Linked DNA regions of Homo sapiens: region 2 is linked to region 1. The links are chromatin contacts, found by Hi-C or POLR2A ChIA-PET in ENCODE. All regions are on one chromosome and are shown on one strand. Each heading gives the region's core, a stretch centred on a gene start or an enhancer-like site at or near the end of the contact. The rest is flanking DNA. Distances are from core to core; before and after follow the strand shown.

Region 1 (3,792 bases), core at 890-3,389:
CATTTGTGACTTGAAGCAGACGGAGACACCCCCAGCCCCACCCACCTACTGATGTTGCTTCATTGGGAAGACAGGCAATGCAGGAGGAGTTCCAAATTACCACTCTGGGTTGAAAGGGTCTCAAAGTCAGGCACACAAATACAAAATAAAACATCTTTGCAAGTTATTGTCTGTTCAGAGTGCACAGCTAGGAGAAATGGAAAACAGGCATTCAGTCCTCTACTCCTCCTCCTCCTCCATCTGTCTTCCCCTTTATCAGTTGATTGGCCATGTCACCATGGCATCTAGGCTCTCTGCAGGATGAAGTAGGAGAATATGCTTATAAGGATGGAGAAGGCCTGCTTGTCCTTGCTTCCTTTGTGATCTGAGGAGAAAGAATGGCTCCACTGCCTGCAACTCCAACAGACAGAACAGAAATAATATCCAGGTAGACAAGAAATGAACAGTCAGCCCGTTAAGGTCAGGAAAAACCATCAAAGACAAGGCGTCAGATATTCATGGACCATACAGCATTCATGTGTCCTTCTGACATCACGAGTTCAAACAAGTGCTTTTCTTTTTCATCAAACTTTTAATTTTGAAATAATTGTAGATTTGAATGCATTTGTAAGAAGGAATACAGAAAGACCCTGAACCATTTACTCAGTTTTCCCAATGGTAACAACTTGCACGATGATAGTACAATATCACTACCAGGATATTGAAATTGATGTAATCCATCAACATATGTTGTGCTTTCAAAATCAGTTTAACTGCTTGAAAAAGTAGCATATCCACAGAAATACCTCAGGCTGGATAAACAGGCCTGAAGGGGACATGTTGTATATTTATGAACAGGCTGCTTTGTCTGGCTGAGGGAAGTGTGGCAGGCATGGGTAAATCATTGAATCATGGGTTCTTTGAACTGATCCAACTTCTCTCTCACTGACAGCACTTACTGTGGAGGAGGAACTTTTTTGCATTTTGTTTCAATTTAGGATTTCCTAAAATTAAGATGAGAGAGTGTCCAGAAGGGTATATACCAATCACAAGGATGAAGAACAGAAAGATGAACCTTCTGATGTGAAACTTTAGAGAAGAGAGAAAAACTTTTATCATGCAGTGGGAGAAGTAGAGGATCAGGAAGGACAGGATAGACAGCAACGCGCTGATGGGTGCACCCCTGCCAGGAACCCTGCTGCCGGCCACTGTGTTTCTCATTTGCCGGGTGTGCCTCCCCAGAGAGAAAATCAAGAGCAAAACAGCAAAAAGGAAGATAAGCAATGGCACTGAGAACTCAGCAACAAAAGAGAAAATCTGTATAGCCAGTGTATCTTCTTTTTGAATTGTGGCATTTTGGGAGAAAAATTTCCTTAGGAAGTATGGGACCATAAACCCTGCATATTTGCTATGGAAAACACAAATCATAGATACATATAGCAGAGACCCCAGGATCATCCATGGGACCAGCTTGGATATCCTCATCTTCAACCAGATGAAGAGTGGGTGACGGACGCTGGCAACCTTGGCACAATAGAAAACGCCGAGCCATGTGGCAAGCCAAAGTTCCAATTCATTTATAAATAAGAGAATTGCACAATTCGCAGAACACATGATGAATTCTATGAAGAAGATAACAATCACATTAACGTAGAAGATGAACAACTGCAGAAAAATTCTAGAAACTGCCAGACAAGAAAGAAGGAGATCCAGCGGAGCCATTTTTCTGTGCTTGATCAAGTCAATGCCATTCACCACCACAATGATGCCATTTGTGAAAATCCCAAGAAGAAATTGTATCACTGCAAGAAGAAAATAGATAATGAGGTGAGACTCTAGCATTTTAGGAATAAAAAATTATTTACTTAAAAAATAATGAAGTTATAAAGTTTTGGACAGGTTGGGTTGTTCACGCTCTTCAATTAGATCAGGACTCCTCTGGGGAAGAAGACTAACAATAAAGGCATGGGGCAGGAAGGTGGTGTACATTTGTTTATGTCACTGCTTTCTCTATTTAGTTCTGAGACAGTCAAATAAGGAGGAGATACTCTAGCATCAATTTGCTTCTTATTGATGGCTTTTGCATTTTACAGGTTTACCTAGCTTTCAAAGTCATCACAGGCAAATAATGGAATCAGACACCTTCAGACAGCTGGGAGAACAGCTCCTCCATAGTAATTAGCCAAAGATACTCAATTCTTCATCTCTACTATGAATAATTGATTTTGCCTACAGGTGTGATTCTACTTAATGTTATCGTGTACTCTTTAAAAATATACATTTTTGAAATTTTCACTTATGTTATGATGATATGGTACAACCAGCAACATAGGACTCCTGAGTAGTTCTCCAATATGCAATGGTTGAGCAATTCAAAACTATCTGTAAAATAGTTATAGAATAAAATATACATAATAAAAGTATCTCTAAGTATAAAATCAAAGTAATTAGGCTTGCACATACATGTGTACACCAGGTCAAAGGCCTAAAGAAAAGTAAGGTGTAATGAAATGAAGACAAGCACTCAGCACTGTTCACCCTGGTCAGCATCTGCAGAGTAATTCAGGGGTTAAAATCTTTTCTCTCTTATTTTTCCAAAATTATGAGAGTTTTATGACATGAGCTAGTTGTTCTAGTAGAAAAGTAAAGATAAAATAATACATGATTAAATTTGTTGCTTTCAGTCTGTAATGCACTATGAAAAATTAAGTTGGTATTTCTTAATATGTATACCGTGCTGCCTGTAATGCTGAAGTGGGTTTTCTCAGTCTTTACATTATTGACATTTTGGGCTACATAACTCTTTGTTAGGCACGGGCTGTCCTGTGCAATCTAGGAAATGCAGAATGTCTACCACATGCCTGTCCTCTACCCACCAGATACCCTCCCCAGGCTGTAACAGCCAAAATGTTTCGAGACATTGCCAAATGTTCAAGAGTGGCAGAACCACTATGACGGGACAAAGGTAGATAAAGTATAGTTTGTACCTTCCAGTTATCCCAAGACTAAAGGCAGAATGAGCCACATATATAATGTGATATAAAACTAAGTCCTCTCTCTCTCTTTAGAGACAGAGTCTTGCTTTGTCACCTAAGTTGCAGTGCAGTGGTATAATCACAGCTCACTGCAGCTTCAAATTCCTGGACTCAGGTAATCCTCCTGCCTCAGCCTTCTGAGTAGCTAGGACTATAGATATGCACCACCATGCCTGACTGCTTTTTAAAAATTTTTCATAGATATGGAGTCTTGCTACATAGCCCAGGCTAGCCTTAACCTCCCGACCTCAAGCAATTCTCCTGCCTCAGCCTCTTGAGGTATTAGGATTATAGGCATGAGCCACCACTCCCAGCCAAGTTAGTTCTTTAGACAATTCATCACCAGAGCACAAAGTGGGGACCAATTCAATAAACACTGGGGGAATTAAAGCTTCTCCAACTTAGCACTTAATCAAAAGGTACCTGGCAGACCTGATAATGAAGCATATGTCTTAATGAACGTGTGTTACTTTGTCTAAATGTGTCATAAAGAATACTTAAGATTAATCTTATTTTTAGAAAACTGGAAGGGAAGTCATATTTTAAAAAATTAGTCGTGAGAGTAAATCTGTAGGTTCTTTTATGGCTCTTCTCTGAATAGGACCATCTATGCCATCTTGGACTCACTCTGTTCTTCCTGACACAACTACAGTGAGATGAAGGAAAGAGACAGGATCATCTTCAAGGAAGCACCAAGGGAGGTGTTCATGAGCAGATGCCATCAGAATGGATCCAAATGCAAGCATGCCAGGAGGATGAGCCTTGTTTTCCCTCCAGT
Region 2 (3,792 bases), core at 868-3,367, 290 kb after region 1:
TCTGCTATGAGTTCTCATTGGGCTTTTGCTATAAAATATTCATGGTGAATTACAAAGGATCATTTGAATCACAATCTCTAGAAACATGTTGGAAAGGAGAAAGGCATCAAATTGCATCTTAGGCTTTTATCTTTTTTTACATGCCACTCTAAAGTAATTACAGATTATTCAGGCCAATGTTAAACTCAAATTTTTAAAAATCAACATTTATAATAAAATGACCTGCTGATTTCTTACCCTGCTCACCATATGGTGATTTATATGGTGCAATGAGGGCCCACTACTGCCTCCTGGTGGTAATGTATCTTAATTGCAGGAACCATTTTACAAAAAATAGTTATGCTTTGAAAGATGAAACATGAAGTTACAAATACTGTGACCTAAAAAATACAGACTTGACATCTGTGGTAGGAGAGATATGCCCAACCATCCATTCTTACCATTTGAGGGAACCTATTGTGAGCTGAGTGTTGAATTAGGGAACAAAATTTCTACCTTGAAAATTCAGTTTCATCAATAGAAAAATTCAGATTACTCAAGCCAAATGATCAAATGTCACTAGAAAAGGAAACACATAGTATAATCAGGTGGTGTTAACTCAATATACATAATTTTTTAACCCAGAAACACAATAACATTTTTCAGACAGCTTGACATAAATGTGGACGGGACACCTACTTGATTTCTCTAAAATTGGTTTAAGGAACTGATTGACCCATCCTTCATTAATCACCCCTGAGTTTTTCTCCCTAACAATTTTGGTCATGCAAAATCTCCAGAAGTCTTTGTGCCAAGTGTCTAACCCAACTCTATTTTGTATACCTCAAAATCCAATTCAAATTCAACTTTCTTCATATGATTTTTCTTTCCCACTCAGAATTAAAGTGATTTCTCCTTCTAGCAGTTAGATTGGCAAAAATAAAAACTATGATCCTGTCTACAATAGTTACCTCCACCCCTTTATGTTTATATAATATTACACCATTGACATCCTTTGCCCCACCTGTCATGGTACTTTGCTGAGCTATGTGTTTGTTTGCTTACTGTGTATTTCTGCCACTAGAATGGAAGTCTCATGATGGCAGGAACCTTGCCTGCTCTGATACTTTAAGGAGCATACCAAGCTCCTGAAATACTGCCGTGCACGTAGATGCTCACTAAATATTTTCTGAATGAACTATCAGTCAGTGTTAGTGAAGGTATTATAGTCAAACTCTTAAACTTTCTGGTGAGAATGTAAAAATTATTCAGAGGACAGTTTGTTAATACACATCAAATTTCATTATAAAATATAACAATTAAATATAAGAAATGTTTGTCAATAGAATAGAAATTATATCAATAGTAAGCTATACAGCCATCAGAAATGATGATATCCAACTATATTTACAGACACAAAAAAAGGTCCTTGACATATATTTAAAATTAAAAAGCAGAGTTTGCAATAGCATGTGTGATGGTTAATTTTAATATGTTAACTTGACTGGGCTACAAGGTGCCCAGATATTTGTTCAAACATAATTGTGGGTATTTCTGTAAGGATGTTTTTGGGTGTGATTAGCATTTAAATTGGTAGATTGAGTAAAAGAGATTGCCCACCCTAATGTAGGTGGGTCTCAACCAGTCATCCAAGAACTTGAACAAAAAGACTGCCCCTACCCCAAATAAAGAAGATTCTTCCAGACTGACTGCCTTTGAACTGGGACATTGACTTTTTCCTGCCTTTGATCTTGAACTGAAACATTGGCTCTTCCTTGAGCTTGCCAGCCTTCAGACTAAAACTATACTGTCAGCCCTATTGACTTTCAGGCCTTCAGACTCGAGCTGGAACTAAACCATCAGCTCTCTTGAATCTCTAGCTTGCCAACTCACTCTGGAGTGAGTGAGATATTGAAACTTGCCAAACTCTATTATCATGTGAGCCTATTACTTATAATAAATATCTTTCTGTGCATACATATACCTCCTATTGGTTCCATTTCTCTGGAGAACCCTGACTAGAACAGTGTATAGTAGGATCTCATTGTGCTAAAATATTAGAACTATGTAGATCTAGTTTCTGTAGTGTGCCCAGTTTGTTCATGCCTCCCTGTATTCATGCCTTTCTATGGTTCCTTTCACAATGACTCTAGGCTTAGTCATGCAACTTCCTTTTCACCAGTGAGACAATAGCAAACATGACTTAAGCAATGACTTGAAAAGTGCTTGCGTATTGGAGTTGCCTTTCTGCTGCTCTTGAAACCTGAGACAGCCTTGTGAACCAGACCAAGCAGCCTCGTGCAGCAAGAGAAGCCACTGAAGAAAGGATTTAGCTCTCCTACCCATGCTAGTCAAGACCCATCACCAGCTCACTGCCCACACAGGACCAAGCTCAGCTGAGGTTGAGGGGAGCTGCCCCCTCCCACTTCCCTCTCACATTCTGAACAGGCGACACCACCTCTGGGTGCATCTGACCCCTCATTCTCACTACTGAGCACCCATGGACTGAAACATGGTGGCACATTACTGCAAATCATGGGCAACTTAACACCACCATTCAACAGCTGCAGTCACCTGAGACTGGCCTGGACCAGAACTGACCAGCTGAACCCAGCCCAAATTGCAACCTTAATAATTGCAGACTATGCTGAATTTTTTTTATCTTGCCCAAATTCCTATCTAAGGGGTCTGGGGAGTCATACCCTACAAACTATAAATTCTCACCAGATGGGTTTTATTTAACCCTATATATCGTGACTTACTTTCCAAATCCAATATGGCATATAACACTATGTGACAAAGAAGAAAGTCAACATATTTTATCCCAAAACATGTTTCTTTGCCATATTTTAAAATGGTCCTGCAAAGCTGTCCTTTCTGGGTAAAAATGTACATTTGTAAAGAATCTCTATTAACATAGCTAGATCTTTTTCTTCCAGGCCTCCCAATCCTCAGGAGATTAAGTAGGAGTCTAACACCTTTTACAGGAAACATTTGTCATCTATTGTCTCTAAGGGCAGCCACTGTAAGACTTCAAAAGAACCCAGGTCTCCACAATCTTTTATTTTAACCTGAAGGTTTTCTTTCTATTGATCCCAGGTCTTTAGACAAACTCAACCAATTGTCAGTAGGAAAATGTTTAAATTTACCTATAGCCTGGAAGCCCCTCCCACTTTGAGTTGTCCTGCCTTTCTGAACCAATGTGTTTCTCAAATGTAATTTGATTGATGTCTCATGCCTCCCTAAAATGTATAAAACCAAGTTGCACCCCAACCACCTTGGGCACTTGTTCTCAGGACCTCCTGAGGGCTGTGTCACAGGCCATGGTCACTCATATTTGGCTCAGAATAAATCTTTTCAAACATTTTACAGAGTTTGAGTCTTTTTGTTGACAGAATCATTTATTAAATGGTTAGCATTTCAAGCCACTAAGCTTTGAGATGGTTTGTAATGAAGCAAAGACTAACTGATATGTTACTATAGAACAACAACAACTAAAAAAAAAAGCCTAGAAGGCTATATCCTAAATTGTTAATAGTGGTTACCTCTATGTAGAAATTACAGATGACTTCTGGTTCATTCTTTTTAGCATCTCTGCATACTGTTTATAATAAGTGCATATTATGTCTGCAAGCATAAAAAACAATTAAAATCCATTTCATTTTGAAAAATAATTTTTAAATTGATCTCTCCCTTCTTAGATTTCCTGCAGTAATTACTGTTTGCATGACTAATTCACCAATTAACCATGAAGTGTTTTGATATCAAAAACTGATATTTAAGGCTTTCATTGTTATTTGACTATGGCAATGG

Evidence for each region. Hi-C counts contacts between places; a loop is a spot of excess contacts on that map. ChIA-PET counts read pairs that join two places held with the same protein, here RNA polymerase II (POLR2A).
Region 2: a loop to region 1 is called in a map of mesothelial cell of epicardium, with 24 times the contacts of the local background. The contact joins the enhancer-like site here to the promoter of TAS2R1 in region 1. A Hi-C loop is called at or near these places in 1 of 168 maps with a recorded cell type or tissue (mesothelial cell of epicardium). POLR2A ChIA-PET finds 5 or more read pairs at or near these places in 1 of 52 experiments (OCI-LY7).

The regions. Positions count from the first base shown.
Region 1 is chr5:9,628,212-9,632,003 of GRCh38, forward strand. TAS2R1 (taste 2 receptor member 1) reads right to left here and starts at 2,140. Exons shown (of 1, transcript NM_019599.3): 1 at 1-2,140. The coding sequence starts at 1,821. The coding sequence ends at 922. It overlaps LOC124900938 (a long non-coding RNA gene), which reads left to right and starts at 1,732. Exons shown (of 3, transcript XR_007058688.1): 1 at 1,732-1,806; 2 at 2,073-2,214; 3 at 3,616-3,685.
Region 2 is chr5:9,922,619-9,926,410 of GRCh38, forward strand. No RefSeq gene overlaps it. Among named protein-coding and RNA genes, the nearest start is that of LINC02112, 21 kb to the left of the region's middle. Within about 2 kb of position 2,118, at least 3 of the 41 ENCODE cell types and tissues checked have a DNase peak (open chromatin) inside an H3K27ac peak, as active enhancers do.